Regions from separate parts of the Mus musculus genome. Here region 2 is linked to region 1. Evidence: chromatin loops called from intact Hi-C (ENCODE). Cell type or tissue: heart. All regions are shown on one strand. Each heading gives the region's core, and the rest is flanking DNA. Links, peaks and the distances in the headings are about the cores only.

The links. Peaks named below come from ENCODE experiments on the same cell type or tissue, not always from the same donor. Only the 100,000 strongest peaks of a DNase experiment are listed, where the experiment ranks them.
Region 2: a loop joins it to region 1, with 2.8 times the contacts of the local background. A loop is called at or near these places in 4 of 42 quality-filtered maps.

Annotation. Positions count from the first base shown.
Region 1 is chr4:133,071,429-133,078,654 of GRCm38, forward strand. It overlaps Ahdc1 (AT hook, DNA binding motif, containing 1), which reads left to right. Exons shown (of 7, transcript NM_146155.3): 7 at 5,559-6,682. Among named protein-coding and RNA genes, the nearest start is that of Gm26615, 8.4 kb to the right of the region's middle. In heart, for the core only: no CTCF peak of the experiment used is centred there; DNase peaks (open chromatin) are centred at 3,003 and 3,723; H3K4me3 peaks cover 764 bases; H3K27ac peaks cover 2,407 bases.
Region 2 is chr4:133,194,295-133,201,520 of GRCm38, forward strand. It overlaps Wasf2 (WAS protein family, member 2), which reads left to right. Exons shown (of 9, transcript NM_153423.6): 8 at 102-613; 9 at 1,423-4,036. The coding sequence ends at 1,580. It overlaps Mir7017 (microRNA 7017), which reads left to right and starts at 1,361; the gene lies at 1,361-1,422. In heart, for the core only: no CTCF peak of the experiment used is centred there; DNase peaks (open chromatin) are centred at 2,757, 3,747, 4,517, 4,687 and 1 weaker place; H3K4me3 peaks cover 1,316 bases; H3K27ac peaks cover 3,489 bases.

The DNA of each region.
Region 1 (7,226 bases), core at 1,080-6,079:
AGGTCGGCCCCACTCCTAGGCACCTTCAGTAGTTACTGGGTCAGCTAGATCCCCGTCTATACAGTTTGCACAGTCTTCTCCCCAAAATCCAAGCCTCTGAGAACGTTCCTTATAACTTTATAGTATGTTATGGTTTTCCCTGGATAGCTCTGTCTGGTTCGTCACTGTCTGTCCATCTTTGGTTCCACGATGCCTGTGCTGGAGAAGTAGATGCAGTCTGTGTCCAGTCCACGTGAACTAGCAGCCCACTCTGCACTGGCCAGTAAACCATGCCCAAGACACCATGGACCACGAACCTAATGCGCTTGTTTCAACCCTACATGAGGACCCTGTCTAGGGGAGGCTGGGTTCTCCAGCAAGAAGGCGGATCCTCCACACCAGCCCTTGTGAGCTACATGAGGAGGGAGGGTAGACAGCAGGAACTTCCTTGAGGCTGGAAATGGAGCCTAACAAATGAGAGATTTCAGCAGTGAGAGCCCTACTCAGCCACCTGGGTCTCTGGCCCACCCCCACCCCAGTCCATTCTGCCCGTGGTGGCCGCCAAAGTGCTTGCTGTTCAGCATTTTTAGATGCACAGTGTCTGGAGCCCCTAAAATATTTATTGGATGAATTGATTAAAGCACATCTGTTCTTGCAGCTCCATGCTTCACACCTTTTGATTGCATCCTTCCTCTCCAGCCTTGTCTACAGAACCCCGGCTTGAATGCCTGCCATGGTACAGAGGGTATCTGGGCTTCTGTCCCAGCATCCACCTCTGCCTGAGCCCCATCTCTCTCTCTCTCTCTCTCTCTCTCTCTCTCTCTCTCTCTCTCTCACACACACACACACACACACACACACACACACACCCTTCCTGACCAGGCCGAGTCAGGAGGGAGCATGAGAGAAGTCTTTATAGGATATGCCCTCGTTTTCTTTGCCCTCACCTGGTTGCCCTCTCTTACCCGCTGTGGTCTCCTACCTGTCTGCCCTGTCCAGGAGTGTCCCCAGCATGCCATCAGTTCCTTTGGACTGTTCACTCATGTCTGATCATGTGAGGGATATGGCAGGTGTATGTGCACATGCATGCACACATGTATGCATGTGAAAGAAATAGACTGCAAGAAATAGCCTGGAAGAACCAAGAGAGGAAAGGGTGGTCCCCTGAACGTGGTGGTCGGTGCCTGCCTTTAATCCCAACACCCTGGAGGCAGAAACGTGCACTCTTGACTGCCAGACCAGCCAGGGCTACATAGAGAAAACCCTGTCTCCAAAAGAGAGAGGTGAAGGCTCAGTGCCTAAATCTTCAGGAAGTAATCCTAAAAGTGGCACACAGAAGGGTGTGTCAGGGAACCTGTCGACACTCTCGGGACCAGGTAGCTTTCAGAGGGGAGGCCTCCTCCCTGGAGACACATCTATATGTGTAATAGTGTACAAATGTGGAGATGAGGACTTGTTACCTCAGGACAAGATGAACTGGAAAGTGGGTGGTATGCTCACAGCAGATTGGGTGTCTGCAGATGAGAAGCCTGTCTAGTCCATCAGCAAGTTTTGTAGGTCTCTGTGTCCAGCAACAAAGGGGGGGGCTCTCAGAACCAAAGTTCAAGGCACCGATCCTGAAAAGTGGAGGAGCCCCCCAGACCCTGAGGTCTTTGGTCTCAGTTGGAAGCCTCCTGTGACCCTTCACTGAACCTCTCGTGGTATTTCTGCCTGTCAGGTGTAGTTTAAGCCCCACAGAAATATCTTACACATTGAGGTACCTCAAAGGCCTGCAGTAACATGAAATGCCAGAGAAGTAGCTTGGTCTTCAGGCGACTGATTTGCCCTTCGACCCTTGTGTCTGGAACACCTAAAAGTCTCATCACTTGTTCAAGCCCTTGCTTTTCAGTAAGAGAACTGAAGCTCAGAGAGGGAGGGGCCTCCCTCTCCATCTTCCGCACCTGACACTGAAATCCGTTTCTGGAGGCATAGACCAGGGAGCGGAGGTCGAGCCTTAGCGCATGCCCTAGCAGGAAGTGGGTGTGGTACACAGTTTCTTACCAGGAGTGTACCCTCCCTTCATAGAGAGAATGGTTCTCTGGGCAGCCAGATCTCTATATGATCCCTAGCACTTTGAATCTCTGCCCAGGCAAAGACCACCGAAGTCTCTAAAACTGCTGGAGTGTGAGGGTGCAGTGGATGTGGTTCTAAGGTTCCTCCTGGAGCCACTAAGTAACGCAGTTGGTGTCCTGGGGCCAGGTGCATACTGGAACTGAGGGTTCCGAGGTGTACCACACACAGGTCCCTGCTCTAGCAGAGCAGCATGGGGAATGGCAAGTGCTCTGGTAGCTATGGTAACAAGGCCTTCTAAGAAGGCATCCTATAGGCATGTGAAAGCTGAGGTGGACACTCTGACATGCTGACCAGCCGTAGACCTTTCACAACGCTGCCATTTGTCCACACGTGTGTGCCATCCCAGCATGCTGAGTGAGCTCTGAACTCAGCAAGTTCAGAGCTACAGTCTTCCTTCCCAGTGAGTGCAGGGTTCCTCCTCGTCCTGAGCCCCACAGGCCTTGCCTTGGCACAACCCTCTACCTGCAGATGACCTGGATTAGGACGCGTCTGCTTTGCTGTCCCTCCACGTCAGCAGGCTTTTTAGGGTGGATCCAGAGCGACTGTGCTCTCTGCCTTGTTCCTAATCCCTCAGCAGGGCTGCCTGGCACCTTAGCATTTGGTTCGGTTTTCAGGACTTGAGTCTAGCTAAGTCTGCAGTCTGCCCAGCATAACATCCTCCCTGCACGAAGAACACCCCCACCCCAGCCTTTGATTCTTCCCCACCCACCACCCTCCCCCAGATTCTGCTTGTGCCTCTGGCTGGCCAAGTCCTAGAAGCTGGGAAGGCAGTGGGAGGGAAGGGTAAGGTGCTCTGGGCAGCTTAGCAGAGGGTGAGAAAGCCTCCTGCTGCCTGGCCGCAGGCACCATGGGAAGGAAGGTTCTGGCAGGAACCGCCTGCTGGGCTGAGATCACCATGGAGACCTGGCTTACAGAGGGTCACTGGCAGTGGCTAAGGGCTGGTGGGGGTGGGAGCGAGGGGGATTTATGCAGGATTTGTGCTCTAGGCCCTTGGGGGAGCAGGCAAAACTGGGGTTCTTCATCACTCACTTTGCCAAGTAGTTTGCAGGAGCCCACCCTCTCTCCCCGTTAGTTACCCAGAAGATTGTTCATCTTGGCAACTGTCCCTCAACTGCAGAGACGTCAGCTTCTGGATTGAGGCCCCCAGTGCTTGCTGAGCCTGGCACCCCACATGTCACGGTCCTTTCCCTTCATCTCTGCAATTGGTCGAGCTTGTCACCCTAACTGTAGAGAGCTGACATTCATCCCTGCAGCACCTCTGCTCCCAAGAGCTGCTTTTCTGCTTACTGCCCCAATTGTGATGCATCTGTCACCTTACAGACTCACCGGCTTGTCCTCCCCGCTACCCCTTACTGAGGTACAGATCTGATGTCTCAGGCCTCACCAACCCTTTTGCTTCTCTCTGCCTGGCCTCATCACCAAAATGGGGTGCTTCTCCTTCCCTGCAGGAGCCCACCTGGTGCCCCTGGCTCTCAGGGGTGTCCTGGCTAGTCCAACCAGAGGACAAAAGTCATCCCTGGGGCTGATTGCCCAGCAGACAGCAGCTGAGGCTGAGCGGAATGCCAATGTGGTCCTGTTGGAGAGGCAAGCCAAGAAAGTACAGGGAGAGAGGCTTTCTGTCGCTGCTGCCTGGCTCCTGCGGCTGTGGGGGAGGACAGGTGGCTCACAGAGGAGACTTAGAAGTCAGTTTAGCACCCCAGCCCTGCTCCTCTTCTGGGGGAAATGGTCTCGCACTTGGGGGTGGGGAGCCAGGATCCCAGACCTCTGAAAGGCAGGCAGTCTAACGGCCCAGGGTTCTGGGAATGACCAAGCTGGTCCTGTCCTGGCTATATCTCATCCCTTACAGCCACAGCTATGGATCTGGGTGAGGGGGTTGGGCCAGACTGGTGGTCTGCGTAGAGAAGATAAGTTCCACACACGTGATCAGAACTGTCTATGGAAAAGAGGTACCCGAGTGGCTGTGGGGACTGGGGAGTTTGCTAGCTTCAGGAAGGCAGTGAGTGTCTCCACCAACACAGATGGCATTGTGTTGGATGAGTTCTTTCTACCTTCATCTCTCTCTCCTGGGAGCAGAGTGGGTGAGGGGGCCTAGGAAGAGAGGTGGCATTCAAATAAATAGAAGCAGGCTTTCACCCCTTGTGGTGCTCCGCCTCACAAGCCTCTGTCCTTGGAACTTCTCTCACCGTGGAGGTTTGGAAGGCCTGTCTGGCCCCAGGAAAATAATAAAAGTGATAGTTTTAGTGATTACATATCTGTGTTGACTCTTCCTCTGTCTTAAACCACTGGATTCAGCAACAAGATCTAGGCTGGGTACCCCTGTTGTCCCTGCTTTACTCTCCTCTGATGTTTGGTTAGTTTTGGTTTTCCCAGACAGGGTTTCTCTGTGTAGCCCTGGCTGTCTTGAAACTCACTCTGTAGACCAAGCTGGCCTCGAACTCAGAAATCCGCCTGTCTTTGCCTCCTGATTGCTGGGATTAAAGGCTCGCACCACCACTGCCAAGCTTTGGTTGGGTTTTTAAAACAGGATCTGTGCCTCCTGAGTACTAGGATGATACTCCTGCTACAGCTCACCTGGTTTATTCCATACTGTGGATCAAACCCAGGGCTTCATATATGCCAGTCAAGCAGTCTACTAAATGAAATCTGTCTCCAGCCCAGACTAACCTCAGACTCTCAAGATCTGCCTTAGTGTTGGGATTACAGGTGTGGGCCACCATGTCTGCCTTCCTAATATCCCCCTTTTAAGCTAGGCACAGTGGCAGGCACCCTTCAATCTTAGTACCTAGGAGGCAGGGGCAAGTGGGAGCTCAGTGAGTTGAGGCCAGCTCTATAGTGAGCCCTGTCTGGCAACAACAAAAGGCTTCCGATGGGTAAGCAGCTCTGAGAGTCACAGAGCTTTGAAATAGTGGCACTGGCTTGTAAACTTAGCTTTCTTTCTCTAACTCCAGAGTCTAGACTCTAGTCAGTCCTATGGGACCTGGCACCCTCCTCCGACCCATCATTGTTTGTGTATGTGGGGTTTTTGTTTTTCTGAGACAGGGTTTTTCTATGTAGCTCTGGAACTCGCTCTGTAGACCAGGCTGGCCAGCTTCTTTAGTCCCTCTCTCATCTCTCTGAGCATTTACAGATGAAGAGATTGCACTTGTAATTGCAGCTCTCCGGAGGCTGAGTCAGGAGAATCAGTAGCTCAGACCTAGCCTTGGTATACAGCAAGTTTGAGGCTAACCTGGACTACGTGAGACTAAGCAGAAAGCATCACCAAATTAGGGAACTGAGCTTAGAGAACACAAGGCAGGCCCCAAGTCACTGGGGGGGGGGGGGCTGTCTTGAGAAGGAACAATGGTAGTTAGCATCTCCAGAGATTTGGTAGGAGCTGAGCCAAGCCTTTTCAGCTCCAGCCCCCTGGTCTTGAAATTGAGTTTCTGACTGCTGCTGACTTCCGCCTCTTCTCTTGTCCTTCTTTGCAGCTTTCAGAAGAGCAATGCCAAGACCCCTCCCAGCGTCCACATCGTCCTCTGGCAGGAGCACCTGCCCCTCTGCCTCCCACCTGCCCCTTGCACCCCCTGCGGCCCCATACCCCACCCTACAACCCCTCCCTGCCCATCTCCTCCACGCAGAAGCCGAAGGTGAGCCCTTTCTGCACAAAACCAGCAATTGTAAATACTTTTTAAAATGTACAAAACTTAAAAACAAAACACAGTTTTAGAAAAAGACAAAAAAAAAGAGAGAGCGAGAGAGCGAGCGCGTGTGCAAGAGGTTGTGAGCGGGGCTTCGAGGTGTCCAGAGCCCCTGCAAGTGTGCACTGAGAAATTTATCTACAGGTCGTTTGACAAAAATGAACAATATCCTATTTATTGTATATACTGTTTTATTATAAATTGTGGATTGTATATTGCATTCTGTAAACCTGCTGTGGTCCCGTGGTGTGCAAATTCGCATGGTGGGGCGGGAGGGAGAACCTCTTTTGGGAGCTTTTTTTTTTTTTCTTTTTTCTTTTTTTCTTTTTCACTCTTGGGTTTTCTCTTCTGTTGTTGTTGTTGTTTTTTGTTGGCAGGACACACCCAAAGATCCAAGTTTGTATTAAAAAGAAATGAAAAAAAGCAAAAAAAAAAAAAAAAAAAAAAAAAAAAAAAAAAAAAAAAACCTTGTGTCTTGTAAAACTGGGGACAACAGCCACTGGTCCTTCTGAGAGGAGTTGAGACCTCAGGATGTTCCTGGGTTCCCTGCCTCTGAGTCCTGCCACCTGCCTGTGTTTGAGTGTCATCTCCCTCCCTGCAGCCTCTGCTCCCCTGCCTCTAAGCACTCCCATCCCACTGCTTAGAGCTTTAAAGATTTGTTTATTTTATTTATGTGTACCAATGTTTTGCCTGAATCTATGTTTGTGCACGGCATGTGAGCTTGGTGACCTTGAAGGTCAGAAAAGGGCATGGGATCCCCAGTTACAGATAGTTACACACTGTCATTTAGATGCAGGGACTCAAATCCATGTCCTCTGCAAGAGCAGTAAGTGTTCTCACCAACAGAGCCATTGCTTGACACGTCCCCATTTCTGTCCTACATCCTGTGGCCCCCCAGAGCCACTTTCCGTCCCCTGAGGAGCCCCATGGTAAGCTCCGTGTCCATCTTCTTCCTTTTGGTGCCCTCATCCCACCTCAGGTCCCAGAGCACTGCCCCTAAATCTCTTCCTTTGTCCTGGCTCTGGCCATTAGGCCCCAGGGCTCAATCGGGATTCTATGAGGCCAGTCTTCATTTTACTGAGTTAGGTGTCTCTATGTGATCAGACTCAGACCCGCCTGCCTTCATCCTTCGAGAGCTGGGATTACAGGCATGTGCCACTACACCCAGCAATATCAATCTTTGAAATGATCCACAAATCTTGTAGGACTGGAGTGATGTGACTTCCAGGCACAACTTGAGTAGTCCCCACTTCTGTCCATACCAAGTCTCCCTATCTCCAGCCCCAGTCTGCTCATTTACTGTTAACATACCCATGTGCTTTTGTAGGACCTAAGGTATGACCAGTCACTTCATTGTCCCTTCCTGCAATTCTAAATGCTACTGTTTCTTCCCAGCCTAGATTAACAGAAGAACTAACTGTCAGCCTCCCGGACCGGAAGGCTGGTTACTTCTCACTC
Region 2 (7,226 bases), core at 758-5,757, 120 kb after region 1:
GGAGTCAACTAAGAAGGGCCTGAGCTTATAGAAGAGCTTGCCTCTGGGCAGGAGTTGGCACTGTGGTCGTGATGGTAAATCTTGTCCCTCTGGCCTTTCAGCTACCCTGCAGACAACCAAAGAGGATCTGTCTTGGCTGGACCCAAAAGAACCAGCATGGTCAGCCCAAGCCATCCACCCCCAGCTCCTCCTCTGAGCTCTCCGCCAGGTCCCAAGCCTGGCTTCGCTCCTCCACCTGCCCCTCCACCTCCACCTCCCATGAGTGTGCCACCTCCACTACCATCGATGGGATTCGGGTCTCCTGGGACCCCTCCACCCCCATCACCTCCATCTTTCCCTCCTCACCCTGATTTTGCTGCTCCTCCACCACCTCCCCCACCACCAGCAGCTGACTACCCAATGCCACCACCTCCTTTGTCCCAACCGTCTGGAGGTGCTCCTCCGCCTCCTCCTCCCCCTCCCCCTCCAGGGCCCCCGCCTCTCCCCTTCAGCGGTGCTGATGGCCAGCCTGCTGCACCACCACCACCACCACCTTCTGAGGCCACCAAGCCCAAGTCTTCATTGCCTGCTGTGAGTGACGCGCGCAGTGACCTGCTTTCTGCCATTCGCCAAGGTAAAGCCAGGGTTGGATCTGAGGACACGCACCCTTAGCTGAGATGCTGGGGCAGGATCTTGACCCTTTCAAGGAGACAGCTTTCCCAGACAACTGAGAGATTAGACCTCCAGGTCAGGGTGGGACTTCCCTGAAAGATACTGGGATTGAGAGTTCTTCCTCTATTTGTTGATTGTGAATTACTTTTTAAGCTGGGACCCTAGAATTCCTTGAAGTAAGCACGTTATGTGTGTTTACATACATCTTCTTGGGAAAAGATCCCCAGATGAAAATGAGTCACTGTCCCATCGGCCAACTTTTCAGCCAGACTCGGTTGCAGCTGTCTTCTCTGCTCTCTCATCCCTCCCTGCCTGCTCCCATTTCTTCCTATCTTTTTCTTTCTTTTCTCTCCTTCCCTTCTCTTCTTCCAGCCACCCATCTTCCCCCTCCCTCCTCTCCCCCCTCCCCCCTCCCCACTCTCCTGTCACTCATTGAGATCAGATTTGGTCGGAGGGTTAGGTGTGGTTTGTTCTGTTGGTAATCCTCCAAGCCCCACTGTAGCTAGGGCTGAGCACTTGCCTGATGGGGGTACTCTAACTTCAGAAGCCTTGGTGCTCACAGCCAGGCAGGACAGCGGGCTTCCTTTCAGAGATGTCCACAACCCAGAGATGCTGATTCCACAGGACCTGTCTTTCCTTTTTTTTTTCCCTTGCTTCTTCAGGAATCCATCTTTCTCTGTCCTTTATAATCCTGTCCTGATGATACTCAGTCCCAGAGGGTTGTGAGACTAGGGCTGTGCTTCCTGCCTAACCCTGCTCCTCTCCCTCCAGGCTTTCAGCTGCGAAGGGTTGAAGAGCAACGGGAGCAAGAGAAGCGTGATGTGGTGGGCAATGATGTGGCCACCATCCTGTCCCGTCGGATCGCTGTTGAGTACAGCGACTCGGAAGATGATTCTTCTGAATTTGATGAAGACGACTGGTCGGATTAACTCCGCCTGCTGCCCACATTCCTCTTTCTAGTCCTCCCACCTGCCTTCCTCCATACAAACTAACAGTCTCATGGGGGGAAGAAAGCAAGGGACAAAGAACTGCAAGGGGCCAAAGCCAAAGATCTATCCGAGTGCTTCCTTCAACTGACCATATGCTTCTTCCTCGTGTCTGCCTGCGGGCTCCTGAGGGTCCACAGCTGAGCTGATCCATCTTTCCCTCAAGTGACCGTATCTAGTGACAGGAAGGGAGAACCCTACAGTAGATCCCTCTGCTTGGGTTTCAACTGGAGATAGTGCCTTCCCCTGATAACCATTTTAACCCATGGCCTTCGTCAAAACCCTTTCATTTAGCTACTTCAAATAATGTTATCCACCTCCTGTCTCACAGCAGTGGGTACAGCCTGTGTGGGCGCAGGTGGTCCCTTTTCTGTGCCCTGACAAGTAGACTGGCACACTCCTGCCCCACACTCAGCCTTCTGCAGCAGGTAGGCTTGCTTCTGTTAGCTCTGCCTGGATGCCTTTGTTCCAGAAGGCATCAGGCCTCTAAAGACTGTCTCACAAGTGATGCCCTTCTGGAGACTGAGGGTGTGGCCTTCCTCCCATGCTCTCTCTGGGTGAGTGTGGGGTCTGGGTGTCCTTTGCATTCCCCTCCTCACCCCAGGTGCCTTAAGACAGCCCAGTTCTAACCTGATATTCATGACCAAACTAGCCCTGACACTCAGGGACCTGGGCCTCTGCTGACTGTCAGGAGCAAAACTTGAAGGTGTGGCACCGCAGGACTGGAAGAGAGTGGAACACCTTGGGTCCTGCCTGTTCAGGGTACTGAGGCCAAGATGAGAAGTGACTCTCTCAAGGTCACACAGATAGTGATAGAACAAGAGCCCAGGCTTCCTGTTTCCAAGTCACCTGTGTTTCCTGGGACCAAATAATGAGCACCTGCTGGAGTCTGGGCAGAGCAGCCTGGCTCCCTTCTACCCCAGAGCTCCCAAATGCCGGCCTTGCATTTGGAGGGTTCATGGCCTGTGCGGGGAGGTGGGGGGGGGGGGCTCTCCGGTGCAGCTTTAACTGCAGCCGCTCTGGTAAGCCGCTCTTATTTCCCCTTCTGTCTGCAGCCAGTCATGTGGCATGGGAGCTGTGCTGGGGAGGCAGTGTAGAGAGGAGCTGTGGGGCAGCCAGCCTTGGCAGGTGCAGTTTGCAGTTCACTGCAGCTCCCTCCCCCTTTTGTTTCCTCAATTTAAGCAGAGGTTGTGCCAGCTGTAGAAACTTCAGTCCCTCAGGCTGGCAGCCGCTGCAGGTACCTGCCTGGGGGGGCCTGGCAGCCATGGAGAAGGCTGAGAGGCAGAAGGACACGGGGTCTTCCTGCCTCACCACCTTGCTGTGCATGATGATGCTGACCCACCCCCTTTACCTCCCTTCCCAGAACTGATACACGGGTGTTATTATTCAGGAAAAAAACTGAGCAGCTCTGGCCAGCAGCAAGGTTTCTTCTCTACTGCCCCAACTATTGTGTGGCCTCTTGTGCTGAAATCTCTGGCTTCAGAGCCTGAAACAAAGAGAAACAGGATCTGTCTCTACCCAGCACAGCAAATGGTTGTAGTAATTGCCAAAGCCCTCATAAACCCCTCCGGCTTGAGGAGAGTGCAATCATGGCTCTGCTGCCTGCACTTGCTGGGTTCCTCCCCTCTGCCTCCTTTCTTGAACTCAGAGGTAGGGACTAAGCACCAGGTGCCAGCAGGCCCTCCTGCTGTGGCCACTCCAGAGTGCTCCGTGTCTCCATGTGTCCGTGGCCTGCCCCCCCCCCAACCCCCCAAATCCAGTGTCTGGCACCGGGTTTGGCAGTCAACTCCATGCTGTGCATGTTTCCCACCCCGTGCCTTAGAAGCTGAAGGTGCTTTTTCATCAGAACCTTAACATGGCTGTTGATGGTACCCTGGCTGCAGCCCAGCGGGGGCTGGAGAGGCAGGGGAGGGCAGTGGTCCTTCCAAATAGAAGTCCTGGGGCCTGGCCAGGCCAGGGTTTGGGCCTAATGGTTTTTACTAAATTACTCCCCTCCTGCTCTCCGAGAAAGGGGAGCCAGAGCCGCTCACTGTGGTTCTGTTCCGACCTTGAAGGGGCGGTATTGGCCTGGCTTCTGGAATGGACAGAGTCCACCAGGAAAGACTGGGGGCGGGAGGAGCTGGGGAGGGGCCCTGTCTGCGGAAGGTAGGATTAGATCATTAGCTCAGTGACCTCCTAGGGTTTCGATGTGCTGTGTTCTCATCCTACAGCTGGTTTGGTAATGATCTGCAAGTCCCGGAGAGCAACAGCACAGCTCCGCCTGACGCTCTCATTAAAATCCATGCAGCCAAGCTCTGCGCTTTGTAGCAGCCGGCCTTGCAGAGCCTCCTCAGCTTGGGGGGCTGGGGACCCAGTCAGCTGAGAGGTCCTCTAGGCTCTACTTAGGCATATGTGTACCCAAAAAAAAAATTTTTTTTTAAGCATGCTTCTTTTAAACCCAGAGCCCTTTAAAATAATAAAGAACCCAGTGCAGGTGGGTGTGTTTGTGGAATCCCGTAAGCGTAGAATACCAAGTTTAGTGACTATTTAAACTGGGCTGAGGCTGGTAAGACTATAAAGCAGTGGCCCATAAGGACTCTTAAGCGTGAGGCCAAGGAGCCACGTCCCTTCCCAGTCTGCCTGGCCCAGGGGGGCTGCCCCCATTCCTGGAGCCCAGGGGCCCAGCTTGCAATTGCTAGTGTCAGGAGTGACTTGTAGCTTTGCCTTGGTTGTGAAATGATTTCATTCCAGGGGAGGGGGCGGGGGATCCCTTGGAGGCTCAGAGCAGCTGGCCCAAGCTGCAGCTCGTCTCCAGTGGAGGCTTGAATGCCCTCAGAAACGACCCTGGCCAATGTCACCGCAGAGCCGAGGCGGTGTTGTCAGGGCTAATGTGAAATCTCTTCCCGTGGCGCCGATCCTCTGACTCTATAGCGCCAGCTTGGACAGATTGAGGTCTCTGTGGCTTTGGTGACCCTGCTTAAGCATTCCCACCGTGTCCCTGTTCTGCGCTAGCACTGCCTCCTGCTGCAGCCCCTGACTTGACCTCAGGGCCTGGGGAGGGAAGCACCATACCAGGGCCAGGAGCTCCAACTCCGACGTGTCAGCCTCTGGGGGAGGGGGGATTAAGCCTTGAGCTTGGCTGGTGCCCATTGGACCTGGGACCAGGTGTTACCCAGAGAGGTGCCTCTGCTGTGCTTCCTGCCTCCATCACTTTCCTAGGGCCTCCGTGAGGGCTGAGAACAGCTCTGCTCTGCTCCTGTATTATTAACTTGCTTCAGTTAACTGACTTGAGAAACTAACCAATTTTTACCTTCTGCCTAGAATGATGTACACATAGGAGAGAAAGCTATCATGTTCCCGAAGTGCCTTGTTTTCTCTGATAGAAATATATTTATAAGGACCTATTCCAATAGGCTCTTGGTGTTTCCCATATCAAGATTTCTGCTAGCTAATGCATAGAGGGAATACTGTCTAAAAATAGACCCTTTCTTCCCAAAGGTTGGGAGGTGGGACCTGAGCAGTGGAGTGAAGCCACACCCCACAATTTTTTATTTATTTTTTTATTTTTAGATAGGGTTTCAGGTAGATCTGCAGGCCTTGACCTTACTATATAGTTGAAGATGGCCTTGACCTCCTGACCCCTGCCTCAGCCATGCCTGGCTAGGACAGCCAAATTGTTGTTGTTTCAAGTCTGGTTTCATTTGCTTCCCTGCCGGGTTTATTGTGTGTACCCCATTTGTACTCCCAATAACCTGAAGATTCCATGTAACTCTTATGTACGCGCATGAATACTTTAAATGCCAACCTTTTCAATCATTTGATAAAGTCTTTGTAGTCACTCAGTCACCTTTGGTGTCTGTGTGTGTGTGTGTGTGTGTGTGTGTGTGTGTGTGTTTCGTGGGAGAAGGTAAGCAACTCTGCAGGCCACAGGTGGGTGAGGGACTCTGTAAGGGGTCCAGCATGGGTGGGCTTCAAAGGCAGGAGGCCTCTGGCTAGTTTGTAGGCACAGGTCCCCTTCTGTGAGGACAGCCCTAGAGCTGGCTGCCCACAGCTCCTTGCACCAGGCAGGAGAGGCGCACACTGAATGCTGATGCCGCCTTCCAACATCTGGCCGGCATCTTGTCTGCCTCACAGACCCAAGCAACTTACCTTAAATAGAACCGTTCACAATGGAATCCGATAAAAAGGTTTTGGACTGCTCCAAGCCCCATCTCTTGCCTGCCTGAGGAAGACTGAGGGGGCTGGGTTTGCATTCTGACCCCCCAAAATGACCTACCCAGGAAGCAACGGTTGTTGGAAGCACAGCTGTGGGTTACTGTCCCTAGGGGTAATTTATGAGCAGACACCCAGATCCAGGCCCAGTAGACACAGTGGGGTGGCCCGGGGAGACGACAGGGAGCAGAATCGGGGGGTTTGGTGAGGGGGGCGCCATGGGCCGTGGGTCACCACGCCTGCTGTTCACAGAGTCACCCACGGGCATCGCGGGAGAGGGGGCAGAAGTTTTTGAATTGTCAGCAAGTGCTGCGCCAGCCACTCTGAGCTCATCGCTGGAGGTGGGGTGCCGGGGAGGGGGCACAGAACCCCTCGCTCCCCTCCCGCGCGGCCTGTGTTTAGTCAGCACTTGGCCGCCAGAGCTGGTGACTGACAGGCAGCCAGACGCCCGCCCTGGCAGAAGACAAAATGGTGTCGGAGCCGCCCTTGGAGGAACGGGAGGGAAGGAGTGTGGTTCTGGGAAACTAGAGGCCTGTGCCTGGATGCTGTCTCCACTGCTGCCACACAGGGAAGAAAGCCCTGACACTGTGCGAGTCGGTTCGCCTCCTGGAACTAGGGAAAAATGGACATTTACCGGAGTGCCCACTACCTGCTATAGGCAGCACATGCGAAGTGTGCGAGGTCCCCAGTGGACAAGAGAGGTGCTTTGAGCTGCCTAACCCTGCCTGCTGCTATGCCATTTACGCTGCTCAACGATCCACCCCGCAGCAGGCTGAGGAGTGCCAGTGTCTAAGGTTTCCGCTCTGAGATCTTACCTGCCGCACCTACCCTGCCAGTGCTCAGTTTTACAGCTGCACTAACAGGTGAGGGTATTTTTGTTCTTTGGAGTCAAGCAAGCTTGACTGAGGCCCCAGCCATCTTTGACCTTTGGGGCAGAAGAAACCTGTGCCCTTGACTACTTGGGAACAACACCGGTTCCCTACGTCTGGGCTCCAAGCAGGTACATCCTGCCCTGTTCACACATGCATGGGTTCACGTACACGCATTTGTCTAATAAGTAGCCTACAGTCCAGGCCCAGAAAGCACACTTAGACATTGTGTACAGAGCTCTGCTCTTATGCAAAACAAGGACACAAGTCAGCACACAGCTACAGGAGCAGGCATAATTGCAAGCACATCTAAGAGGCCTCCTGAGCCATGGTGCTGGCTGGCTGCCTCGGCCAGCTGCTCACTGCCCCCTCCTGGCCACCTTTCCACCAGGGCAACCTGGCACCATTTCCTGAAGTTCTGCTCAGGGTGATTGGCAACCAGTTCTCACCTAGATTATGGAATCGGGAGCAATTTCTGGGCCTCCCTTCCCCCAGGCCCAGGGTGTGGGGCCCCAGAGGAAGCTCTTCA